Linked DNA regions of Homo sapiens: region 1 is linked to region 2. Evidence: chromatin contacts called from ENCODE Hi-C or POLR2A ChIA-PET data. All regions are on one chromosome and are shown on one strand. The core of a region is the stretch at or near the end of the contact, and the rest is flanking DNA. Distances in the headings are between cores, read along the strand shown. Region 1 holds the start of SGSH (N-sulfoglucosamine sulfohydrolase). Region 2 holds the start of CEP131 (centrosomal protein 131).

The links. A loop is a pair of places that touch in the nucleus more often than their neighbours do. ChIA-PET counts read pairs that join two places held with the same protein, here RNA polymerase II (POLR2A). Pooled maps may share reads with other maps.
Region 1: a loop to region 2 is called in a pooled map, with 9 times the contacts of the local background. The contact joins the promoter of SGSH here to the promoter of CEP131 in region 2. A Hi-C loop is called at or near these places in 6 of 50 pooled maps. POLR2A ChIA-PET finds 5 or more read pairs at or near these places in 3 of 52 experiments (B cell, Caco-2 and activated T-cell).

Annotation. Positions count from the first base shown.
Region 1 is chr17:80,218,837-80,225,042 of GRCh38, reverse strand. SGSH (N-sulfoglucosamine sulfohydrolase) reads left to right here and starts at 4,710. Exons shown (of 8, transcript NM_000199.5): 1 at 4,710-4,817. The coding sequence starts at 4,730. It overlaps SLC26A11 (solute carrier family 26 member 11), which reads right to left and starts at 4,616. Exons shown (of 18, transcript NM_001166347.2): 1 at 4,547-4,616; 2 at 3,928-4,127; 3 at 3,249-3,495; 4 at 2,196-2,388; 5 at 1,706-1,791. The coding sequence starts at 3,482. RefSeq lists enhancers at 1,216-2,053, 2,054-2,891, 5,549-5,668 and silencers at 4,389-4,458, 4,479-4,748.
Region 2 is chr17:81,218,028-81,224,393 of GRCh38, reverse strand. CEP131 (centrosomal protein 131) reads left to right here and starts at 1,429. Exons shown (of 26, transcript NM_014984.4): 1 at 1,429-1,625; 2 at 4,321-4,514. The coding sequence starts at 4,338. RefSeq lists silencers at 837-1,206, 1,367-1,696 and enhancers at 1,058-1,727, 1,728-2,397, 2,398-3,068.

The DNA of each region.
Region 1 (6,206 bases), core at 3,461-5,960, 1.0 Mb after region 2:
TCGCCTGAGACCCAACAGGAGTCAGAGGGGAAAGTTGAGGCCCTGGATCCCATGGCCACAGGCTCAAGGACCCTGCCCTAAAACTGCTGCGCACAGGGTGGGTGGGGTTAGGACATCCTGGGGGGCGGACTCTGGGACTGTTGGGGTAGGGTCTTCTGTCCTGGGCCTGTCAGGAGGACGCCCCTCCCCCCAGATGGCTGCAGAGTCCCTGGGCGGGGCTAGGGTTGCCAAGTATGAAGGCATGAACAAGGGATGCCTTCCACTCTCCACTCTCCGCTCTCCACTCTCACTGGGATCCTACAAAAGAACATTCTTGACACCAAAAATGATGTTTCCAGATTAAAGAACCAACCATGCCCTGAAACAGCATTTGCCAAGCTAACCCTGAGAGATGCGTGTAGATAACGTACAAATCACGCTCACCCACACCTAAGTTGGTCCCTCCTCTCTCAAATGGAAATAATGATAAATCTACCTCCCGGGGTGTGTTGAGAATTACACATGGAGAGTGTCCTGCCCAGTGCCTCGCACGTAGCAAGAGTGCAAAAAGTGTCTACTTTATTCTCACACTCACACACTCACACTCTCACACTCACACTCTCACACCCACACCCACTCTCACTCACTCACACTCACTCTCACACTCATACACTCACACACGCGCGCGCGCACTCACACTCCCTCACACCCACACCCACTCTCACACTCTCACTCATACACACTCACACTCTCTCACACACACACGCACACTCACTCACACACGCACTCACTCACACACGCACACACTCACACACTCCCTCAAACCCACTCACACTCTCACACACTCACTCATTCACACACTCACACACACTCATACACACTCTCACACACACTCTCCTGTCCTTGGTCTTCTCATGGTACCTCCATCAGGGAAGACTGTCTCAGGCCAGCCTGGAACAGGGCCTGGCTTGGGGAAGATGACCTGCAGTGACACAGGGTCAGGAGGCAGCATGTGACCCTAGTCTGCCATGAGGGCCGCATGGTCCCATCTGTGGAATTGGGCTCACTTCACTCCACACACACCCCACTGAGCACCCCCCTACTGCACCAGCCCAATGCTGGGCGGCCATGGCTGGGAGAAGGACAGTTCCTACCCTCGAGGAACTTACAACCCAGCAAAAACAGAATAAATTACACCCTCAGCTGATGACTGATTTTAGTACTTATTATAAATGTTTTAAAAGAAAATATAAAAGGCATGGCATTTAAAAAATATTAAACAGAAACCAGAAAAAAAAGCACAAAACAAAACCATCTAACTAAATTGGCATGGGGAAATAATTTGCCTATAGAAATTCTAGCAGCATGCTCATGACTGGTGGGGCCTGCTGGGTGTGCCCAGTGCAGGGAGAACAGAGCCACGTCACAGAGCCAGCCAAGCACACTGGCACGGAAACTCGGGCAAGAGCAGGGGGATGGAATTACCGGCCCCCAAGTTACCCGCTGTGAAATCCAACCATCACGTGACATCCCTCCCAGGAGGGTCATTTTATTAACAGGGGACCCATGAGAGCACCGCGTGCTTCTTGACCCATGGAAGACAATCTGAAACAGCAAGACGTCCACTGGCCACAGGGATCAGGACTGGCCTCAGTCCTGCTCCCGCCATCCCTGTGCCAACGAGCAGTGGCCAAAGAGCAGTGCCCTGGGTGGGCGCCGTGCCTACCTTGATCTGTCCAAAGCCGATGGTGACGGCAGCAGCAGAGGTGAAGCCTTTAATGACGGGGTAGGAAATGAAGTCCAGCAGGAACCCTGGCCAGCCAAGAGGGGACATCGAGCTGGTCCCGGCTCCACCCAGTCCCAGAGGATGAGGGGAGATGTGAGCTGGGGAAGGTGGCAATGGGTGGGATTGGGGAGCAGATACCGCAGCTAAGGACTGGGGGTAACACACCCTGTTTGGCTGTTTTTGGAGAGCAGAAAAGGGAGACTGGGGTCTGAGGCCACAGGCACTTCTCCAAGTGTCCTGGCCTCTAAGCAGAAAAGAGTAGACTAAGAGCCAAGTGCCCCACCCCCTCCACCACCCACCCACCTACACACACACACATACATACCCACACCCCAACACGCACACACACGCACACGGGGATAGACTTGAAATGCAAACAAGCAAATGCTGAGGTCGAGGGCATCCCCTTGGCAAGAAGGTAGAGCCTCACCCAAACGCAGGACCCCCATGGCCAGCTGGATGCAGCCGGACAGGAAGGCCAGCAGCACAGCGTAGGCGGGCTCATGGAAGGTGTAGAAGGAGACCAGGAGGGACATAATGGCGGTGGGGCCCAGAGTCACATCCCGGGAGGTGCCCAGGAAGAAATACACGAAGCAGCCCATGAAGGCAGAGTAGAGGCCATACTGTGGGGAGAGAGGGTGGTGAGCACTCAGGAGGCCGAGGCCCATCCACCAGCTCCCTAGTGTGCGTGTCCAAGCTCGGGATGTGTGGGTGTCAGCTGTGTCCAGGCCCAGGTTAAAGGTGCACCGCCCTGCCCTGTGGGTGGACCTGCAGTGATCAGGAGGCCACTTTTTTAGCAGCACTCAACTGGGGCCTCAGGGTGCAGACAGCCAGGCAGAGGGGTCGGTGCAGGCCCGTGTGCTGTGTCCAAGTCTGAGGAAGCATTCTTTTTTTTTTTTTTTGAGATGGAGTCTCGCTCTGTCGCCCAGGCTGGAGGGCAGTGGCACAGTCTCGGCTCACTGCAAGCTCCGCCTCCCGGGTTCACGCCATTCTCCTGCCTCAGCCTCCCAGGTAGCTGGGACTACAGGCACCCGCCACCACACCTGGCTAATTTTTTGTATTTTTAGTAGAGACGGGGTTTCACCCTGTTAGCCAGGATGGTCTCCATCTCCTGACCTTGCGATCCGCCTGCCTCGGCCTCCCAAAGTGCTGGGATTACAGGCTTGAGCCACCGCACCCAGCCTAATTTTTGTATTTTTAGTGGAGACGGGGTTTCACCATTTTGGTCGGGCTGGTCTTGAACTCCTGAGGCCTCCATGAGTCATCTCGCTGGCCCCTCCATAACCAGCTCAGTGTCTGTGTGTGCCAAACAGGCATAGGAGCCTGGGTCGGCCCAGAGACAATCTGCGTCACACACTGTAAACCAAAGGTTCCTTGGGGCCCAGGGGCTGGAAACCTGGAATCGCTGATGGTGTCTGGGATTGATACTGTGTATTCTGCACTGTTTCTGAGATATGGCTGGCAGCAGGGTCAGACGCCTCACCTGGGGCGGGAGTCCAGCCACTTCAGCATAGGCCAGCGCCTGGGGAATGGCAGTGAGGCCAACTGAGAGGCCGGCGACGAAATCCATCTTCAGCCACTGCAGGGAGTAGCTGGGCAGCCACGCCAGGATGGGCAGCCTCCTCTGCAGGGCCGCAGGGGAGCAGCAGCAGGCGCTCGGGGCCATCCCGGGGCCAGAGGACCTGGCCTGACCCAGCGCCGTCACCGAAGAAGGCATCTCTACGGTGGGGCTGGGGGGTGCAGGTGACACAGACCAGCAGTCAGAGCGTGGCCTTTGAAGAACCCGGCAACACTGGTCAGGGTCGGCGGGTGTCAGGAGAGGTCACTATGGGTCTCCCCTCCCCAGGGGGGCGAACGGCTCTAAGAGGAAGCCAACAATGTGTGCAAGATGGGGACTGGGCCAAGACTGGAAGGCCCACCCCGTCCCTCATCACCCTCTCTCCCTGAATCCCCCCCGTGCAAATCCTGGGTGCCTTCTGTCCCTCCATCCTCAACTCTCCCAGATAAGAAACTGATAAGCGATTCCTCATTGAGAAGTCTGAAGACTAATTAGGCTCAACACTTCTGGCCCCTGGAGAACCGACTTCCTTTGCCTTTTTTTCCGTCTCCCCAGGGAATTTAACGGGGAGCAGCGCAGAGAGAAGCTGGGCCCGCGGGCGCACCGTAGGCTGGCGGGGGGTGCGGGTGGCAGCCAGGAGATCCAGCGGGGCTCCGAGGTTTTCCAACTGCGCACCAAGGCGGGCTCCACCCGCTACGGTGGACTGCGGCGCTCGAGGGAGAGTGGGGGGGTCCTCCGCTCCTGAGGCCACGCCTCGCTCAGCCCCCACCTGTGGCTTTCACAGCCCTGGAGTTCTAGTTGCTTCTGGGAGGACATCAGAGGCGCCCGGTTAATTCAGGTGCGCAGCATCTTCCAGGGCCCCGGCGCCCGCGCGCAGAGCCGCCACCCTCACCCCCAGCCCCCCACGCCCCCGGCCGCTCCGCTCCGGGCAAAATCCACTCCCCGGCCCCCGGCCCCGCCCACAAGGCCGCTGGCTCCGGATCCTGGGGTCTCCGGAGGAGACCCTGCGCCACCTGACCGTCCGCGGTCCCTTGGCCCCGAGCAAGGCCGAGGGCCGCGGGGACCCGGGTAGGGACGCGGCGGGGGAGTGGTCCCCACGGGAGGCCCCCGCACTTCAGGACTCCGCGCTGGCCCCCGCGTCGGCTGCCCCCGGCGACCCCGGCCACTGTCCGCTCCCCCTGCCCCTGGTCCCCGCTCGCCGCCCTCGCGGGCCACGGACTCACCCACTCGGCGATGCAGCTTGGGGTCTCCTGGCGTCGCCGCAGCTGGGTCCGCAGGAATCGCCGGGGACAGGCCGGGGCGGGGTCTGGCGCGCACGTGACCGGGGTCGGGGCAGGGGGCGGGGCCGAGCGGGAGACCAGAGAGCCGGAGCCGGATCCCGATCCCGAGTCCGAGCCGCCGCCGCCATGAGCTGCCCCGTGCCCGCCTGCTGCGCGCTGCTGCTAGTCCTGGGGCTCTGCCGGGCGCGTCCCCGGAACGCACTGCTGCTCCTCGGTGAGTGCCGGCGCCGCCCCCCCACGCCCACCTGCGGTGGCCCGGGGAAGTGGCCACTGGCCTCCTCCCCACCCGTGGTCAATGCTGACCCTAGTGTGCCCTGCCCTTGTATCCCCCGCTGCCATTCCCTCTCGTCCTCCTCTCTGTGCCGCCCCCAGACTCTTCACGGGTGTCTCCCCAGAGAGGGCAGCAAAGGCTGGAGGAGTGAGCCCCAGCATCCAGCACCCCTACACTTACCTCGTGCCGCCTGTCCCACCCTCCTCTGACCCTGCCCAGCCAGGGCTCAGGGGTCCACGGATCTCAAATCCCTCTTGGGAGGGGATCCCAGAGGAGGGGCTGGTGCTCCGGTCCCCAGAGACTGCAGACAGGGTGCCCTCCTGGCTCTCATTTCCGACCCCAGAGCCTGTGTCTCAGCTGTCTTTTCCCTTATCCCAAGGGCACAGCCCTCCACCACCCACCCACCACCGTCTCCCCCAACCCCAGTCCCTCTCAGAAACCCCAGGTTCCTCCAGAGCAAGCACCGTGCTGCTCACAAGACTTCCGGTTTAGGTAATCAAGGCTCTGGCTCATGACAAGTGACAAGGCCAAACCCAAGGCCTGCGATTCTTTCCCCTTCTGAGGTCTGGCGCCCTGCCAGTTGCCCTCTTTCTGATTAATTTTGTGGTCTCTGGGCGGGGGTTCGGCTCACTGTAACATAAACAGCTCTCCTGCCAACTCCTCGCCTCCCAGAAACACAGCAGAGAATCTGCATGGACCCTCACCTGCGGATCAGAATTCCTACAGGAGGCTGTCAGAGTCCAGGCTATGCGGCCCCTGGGCTAGGGCCTTTCTTAGCACGGACTGCCATGGATCGGCTTAAACAGAAATGTATTTCTCACAGTTCTGTGGGCTGAAAATCCAAGGTCAGGGTGCCAGCTTGGTTGGGTTCCAGTGAGGGTCCACTTTCGGCTTACAGGTGGTCACCCTCTCACTGTTTCCTCACATGACAAGCGGATGGGGGTGGTCTCACTTCCTTTTCCTTTCTTTTTCCTTTCTTTCCTTTTTTTTTTTTTTTTTTTTTTTTTGTGAGACAGGGTCTCACTCTGTCACCCAGGCTGGAGCACAGTAGCACAATCACAGCTCACTGCAGCCTCAATCTCCCAGGCTCAAGCGATCCTCCTGCCTCAGCCTCCCAAGTAGCTGGGACCTCAAGTGCACATCACCATGCCTGGCTAATTTTTGTATTTTTTGTAGAGACAAGGTCTCACTGTGTTGCCCAGACTGGTCTCGAACTCCTGGGCTCAAGCAATCTTCCTGCCTTGGCCTCCCGGGTGCTGGGCTTACGGGCATGAAACACTGCACCCGGCCCTCTCTTTCTTTTCCTTTAAGTCCACAGTCCTGTCAGATCAG
Region 2 (6,366 bases), core at 180-2,679:
CCAGGCACGGGTAATTTTTTTGTATTTTTACTAGAGACGGGGTTTTGCCATGTTGGCCAGGGTGATCTCGAACTCCTGACCTCAGGTGATCCGCCCACCTCAGTGTCCCAAAGTTCTGGAATTACAGGTGGGACCCACTGCGCCCGGCCGGCAGTTTCTTATAAACAATCATTTGATCCAGCAACCCCACTCCTGGGTATTTACACAAGAGAAATGAAAAGTTGTGTCCACACAGAAGCCGATGAGTGAATGTTTATGGCAGCGTCATTCATAATTGCCAAGCACCAGGAACAATCTCTGCGTCCTTCATTTGATGAATAAAACCATCAATAAATAAAACCATCTGAACCGGTGGTTCACACCGGTTACAGGATACCACTCAGCAATAAAGAGGAACCAGCATGAATCTCAAAATGCGAAGTGGTAGAAGCCAGACCCACAGGCGCGCTGCGCGACATCCCTTTTGTGTGACATTCTGGAAAAGGCTGCCTCTAGGGATGGAGAACAGAGAGAACTGAGCAGCCGCCACCAGCAGTCAGCAGGTACGGGATCCGGAGGGAGAATGTTCTGTAACTAAAGTTACACAACTCCACTGCACACCAAAAAATGTGGATTTTACTGAAACCAAACTTTTTATTTTACAGAGCACTGGACTTTTTAAAAAGCGGGGGCAGGGGAGACCAGTGTGCTGTGACTTTTAGGGGAAGGATGGCTTCCCTGGAGAGGACCTGGGCGGAATCCCCAGGGCTCCCGGAGAGAGGGGGAGTCACAGAGCGGCTACGCACGGGGCGCAGCGTTAAAACTTTGGAGAAGGAAAAAAAACAACAAAGCAGCGCGAAGGGAAGGAGGTCAGGGAGGTTAGCAAGGCGCCCACACGCCCTCGCAGTCGTACTGAGTAACGAGGGGAGTCGCGCACGTGGGTGGGGACAGAGCGGCCTAGGACACTGGGGGAGCCCCGGGCCGCGGGAGTGCGGCGGCCTGGGGGTGTCGGGGAGCCGAGCCGAGGCCGCGTGCTCCTCGCGCCCTCCCTGGTGTCTCCTCCCCAGGCCCTGCGTGCCCCGCCCACACCTGCCTTGCCCCGCCCACATCTGCCTCGCCCTACTCGCCCATCACACCCCCACCTCACGCCCCGCCCACAACCGCTGGGGCCCCGCCCCTGCCCGGCCAGCTCCTCCCGCCGCCCTCGGTCCCCCGCCCCCTATATGACCCGCCCCTTTCCAGCCGCGTCCAATCGGCCGCTCTCTGTAGTCGCGTCCCTCAGCCATCCGCCGCTCCTCCCACGCTTGAACTTCCCGAAGGACAGCCGAGCGGCCCAATGAGCTCCCGGGACGGCCTGAGCGGGAGCGTGAAGGGCCAATCCGGAGTCGGCGCGCGCAGGAAAGGCGGGCCGGCGTGACGGGCTGGGGAGGTGGTGCCAGGCTGGTTGCTAGCTGCCGCCGCTGCTCACCCCGGCCGTCCGGCCGCTTCATTGTCACCGGGCCTCGGGGCAGTGTTGGGGGTGGCGGGGCGCCAGGTCGCCGACCCGAGGTTTGGGCGCGACTGGTTCCGCATCCCCTCCCCGCCGGCCGAATCTGCAGGCCCCGCGCGCCAGGCAGGCTTCGCGGCTGCGCCCCCGGCCCGCGCAGGTGAGGGGGGCCCGGGCAAGGGAGGGGGTTGCAGGGCGCACGGAGGTTGGAGGGGTCCGGAGCCCGCGCAGGTGGGAGGCCCTGGTCCAGTGATGAAGTGATGGGGATCCGGGGCACGCACAGGTGAGTGGGGGGATCTGGTGCCCGCGCAATTGAAGGCGGGATCCGGGGGAAGTGAGGGGGATCCAGGGTGCGCACAGGTGAGGGAGGTCCGGGGCCCGCGCAGGTGAAGACAGGCTCGTGCCTGAGGGTGTGGGTCCCCACCTCCATCCCCTCCACCCTCTCCACCTCCCTCCACTCCCCTCCGGTCCCCAGGACAACATGGAGTCCAGTCCCGGCATCTCTGGCCCGGCTGCCTTAAGCCCTGGGGAAAATGGGGAGATGGGAGCTGCCCTGAGGACAAGTGGAGGGCTCTGCTCTGCGCGTGGGCTCTGGCCTCTCTGTCCAGGGTCAGGGTCAGGGTCAGGGTCAGCCCACCCTGGGAACCAGGTCCTGGCGCTGGTCATCAGTCCCCGCCCCTTCAGGTCCTGGGAGGGACACAGTTTTATCCAAGATGTAGTGGCCTCCCAGGCCTCCCTTCTTCTGGCTTGGAGGTTTCCATGGAGAGGCCCCGTTCGCCATCCCAGAGCCGCTTGCAAGTGTGGCTGGGAGAGCAGAGTCCTGGGCTCCAAGGGCTTGCATGGGTCCAGCCAGGGGTGGACAGTGCCCTGCAGGAGGAGGGTGTTAAGTTTCTTCCGCACAGCCGGAAGTGCATAACTGAGGACTGGGACCTGGTCAGTGGCAGGGTCAGCCTCTAGGGAGTAGGGGTATCCATCGCTCCGTGGAAGGGACCTTGGGGGACCTGCTGTGGGGTGCCGGGCTGAAGGAAGCCCAGGGTGACCTTGGGCGATAGGCTGGGTGCCTGCTGGCCTACTGGAGGCCACCGTGGCAGGGAGGTAATTCTCGAGGTTGGTCCCTGGCGCCAGCTTCTCCCGTTCATCTACGGGTTCAGCTGAGTGCCTTTCCCTGCAGGTGCTGGGGTTGCTCAGGAGCCACACAATTCATAAACCAACTGTGTGCGGCCACAGGAAGGGAGTCCGAGCCGGATGGGGAGTGAAGAGTGATGGGTGCTCAAGGAAGGCCTCTGAGTGCAGGGAGGGAGTGTCCTGAGACCTAGAGGCAGGGGACTGGCCGGGGCCAAGCTGGCTGAGTTTGAGGAGAACCAGGGAGGCTGTGTTGGCTAAAGCCACAACAAAGGGGCACAGCAGGGGAGCTGGCGAGGTCACAGAGAGTACAGGGCCAGATCTTGCAGGAGTTGGATGTGTAGACTTTATTCTCTGTGCCTAGGAAGCTGTTGCAGGGTTTTTGGCAGGGGCACATGCACGAGCTGAGACCCGTTCAGAAAGATCAGAAAGACTCGTTCAGAAAGAGGTGCCATGTGGGGACGGGCTGGGGGCCGGCAGGGTTTGCTCTGAGAAGTTCCAAAGTAAGGAAGCCAGCATCCCCAAGCTAATCCCCTCGATCGATCGTCAGAACCCCCGTCCCCTGCTGGAATAACACATTACCCAGGGAGTGTTTGCCCGGTGCAGCCTTGAGGCCTTGAGACCAGCATCTTGTCTGGACCTCACAAAACCACTCCCGCGTTTTTTTTTTTTTTTTTTTTTTGAGATGGAGTCTCGCTATGTTGCCCAGGCTGGAGTGCAGTGTCACGATCTTGGCTCACTGTAAACTCCGCCTACCAGGTTCAAGTAATTCCCCTGCTTCAGCCTCCCAAGTAGTTGGGATTACAGGCGCTCGCCACCACGCCCGGCTAATTTTTTGAAGTTTTTAGTAGAGGTGGGGTTTCACTGTGTTGCTTAGGCTGGTCTTGAACTCCTGAGCTCAGGCAATCTGCCTGCCTTGGTCTCCCAAAGTGCTGGGATTACAGGAGTGAGCCACTGTGCCCGGCCAACACGCAACCCCTTTTTAAAATGTGTATTTTTACTTAGGGGCCGGGTACGGTGGCTCATGCCTGTAATCCCAGCACTTTGGGAGGCCGAGGCAGGCGAATCACCTGAGGTCAGGAGTTCGAGACCAGCCTGGCCAACATGGCAAAACCCCGTTTCTACTTCTACTAAAAATACAAAAATTAGCCAGGCGTGGTGGCGGGCACCTGTAATCCCAGCTACTCAGGAGGCTGAGGCAGGAGAATCGCTTGAACCCGGGAGGCAGAGGTGGCAATGAGCCGAGATCGCGCCACTGCACTCCAGCCTGGGTGACAAGAACGAGACTCTGTTTCAAAAACATAATAAAATAAAAAATAAATCAAATGTCCCTTTTACAGAAGAAAACAGTGGGGCTCGGGGCAGTGACTTTCTCAGAATCACGGTGTGGGGTAGATGGCAGAACCTGGCTCACATCGACAATGGCCTGTGGCCCAGGCTCCCTCTGGGGTGCTGCTGGCTTATTCCCACCCACGGGCCTTGCCCTCGCCACCCACCTGTCCATCATCCAGGGCCCTCCTGCCCTGGCATACACTGACATTGGGCTCAGAACAGCTCCCTCATGTTCCTGTCGAGGAGCCTGCCACCAGCCAGAGGGGTGCATAGGTTGTGACAGGCCTTCCCAGGAAGTTTGGTGGCCAGTGGACCCAGCTGAGGCTGGGCTGGAGATGGTGGGTGCAGGGGACTGTAGTTCCCCCACGGCATCTCATTGCAGCTCTTGCTTCCCCGCTCAGGACCTGCCTTGTCCACCATGAAAGGCACCCGGGCCATCGGCAGCGTCCCGGAGCGCAGCCCAGCAGGTGTGGACCTGAGTCTGACAGGTCTCCCTCCGCCTGTGTCCCGGCGTCCTGGCAGTGCCGCCACCACCAAGCCCATCGTCCGCTCTGTCTCCGTGGTCACAGGCAGCGAGCAGAAGAGGAAGGTGCTGGTGAGTACTGTGGCCTAGGAGTCCGGGCCCCTGCCTCCTGGAGGGCTGTTGTTCAGTTGGCATCTGACCCCTGGGTCCAGCTCCACAGGTGAACAAGTGCCTCACATCTGGACATGCTGGATCCTCGTGGCTGTTCCAGGAGGCAGGTAGGACTTGAGTCTTACAGGCGTGGGTGCTGAATCACTAGAAAGTCAAGCCAGAGCTTGGATTCTTTCAGCAACAGCCCCAGGCCTCCTGTGCCACCGCCCTTTGGATTTGTTTGAATCCTCAGGAAATGGGGTTGGCTGGGCTCGGTGGCTCACGCCTGTAATCTCAGCACTTTGGGAGGCCGAGGCAGGCGGGTCATCTGAGGTCAGCAGTTCAAGACCAGCCTGACCAACATGGTGAAACTCCGTCTCTACTAAAGATACAAAAAAAAATTAGCCGGGCATGGTGGTGCATGCCTGTAATCCTAGCTACTCGGGAGGCTGAGGCAGGAGATTTGCTCGAACCCAGGAGGCAGAGGTTGCGGTGAGCCGAGATCGTGCCGTTGCACTCCAGCCTGGCGACAGAGTGAGATGCCATCTCAAAAAAAAAAAAAAAAGAAAGAAATGGGGTTGACCTGTGGGGAGGGGTGATGAGCTCCTGGTGGCCTTGGAGAAACCTAGACGGGTGTGTGGGTGTGTGGGCAGCAGGACAGCCGTGGGAGCTTCGGGGTGAGAGCTGCCTTTCCTGCCCACCTCTGGGAGTAGGGAGGAGGGTGGGTGGTTCCCAGATGGGGGCTGTGAAAGGCAGGCCGGGCCTGCTGCACCCTGAGTTGGTGTCTGCCAGGCCCAGTCTTTGGGGCAAGGGAGGAATCGAGCCGCTCTGTGGGGGTTGGGGCAGAGCCTGACCAGAGTCTGGCCTGAGCTTCCGAATAGCAAGGGCCTGGGGGCCTTGGCTTCCATGCGGCAGCCGGTCTGGGGCTCCCTGCCTGAGGTCCGTGCCAGGCAACATAGCAGGGCAGAGAGAAGGGGTCTGGAGGGCAGTTGAGGCTTCCCACAGGAACCCCTGGCAGGCCCAGGCCAGGGTTCCACTGTGAATAAAAGGCTTGGACCTCCCCCTTCTCCTTGAAAAAGTTATTCCTGTGTCTGCCCTAGAAGCACCCCCAGGTGGGCAGGGTGTGGCCCGCCAGACGGCTAGCCGAGTTCCGGGGTAAGGGCAGCCGGGCCAGTAGCGGACCCTTGGACCAAGCAGGTTCCCAAAGCCTGGGCCAGCAGGGCGGGGACCCGGGATGTCCTGATGTGTCATTGTGGCCGGCAGGTTGTCTAAAGATGTGGTACGCCTCTAGGCATTTACAGACGTAAGCTGTGAAAATAAAAATATGCTGCACTGTTTTAGCAGAGGGGTAACCAGCTTGGGCTAGAGCCGTCTCTGAGCCTGCTGCCTCTCCTGTCCGCAGCCCTGCTCCTGCGTCACTGACCCCCTCGCCCACCTGCCTTGGCCCCTCCCGCTGTTTCTAAAGCCCTAGGTTCATGGCACATGGGGCGGGGAAGACGCACTCGAAATCGCAGATCTGGGCTGGGCGAGGTGGCTCACGCCCGTGATCCCAGCACTTTGGGAGGTTGAGGCGGGTGGATCACCTGAGGTCAGGAGTTCAATACCAGCCTGGCCAACATAGTGAAACCCTGCCTCTACTGAAAATGCAAAAATTAGCCGGGCGTGGTGGCGCGCACCCTTAATCCCAGCTACTCAGGAGGCTGAGACAGGAGAGTTGCTTGAACCCGGGCGGAGGAGGCTGCAGTGAGCCGAGATCATGCCACTGTACTCCAGCCTGGGCGAAAGAGCAAGACTCTGTCTCAAAAAAAGAAAGAAAGAAAGAAAGAGGGAGGGG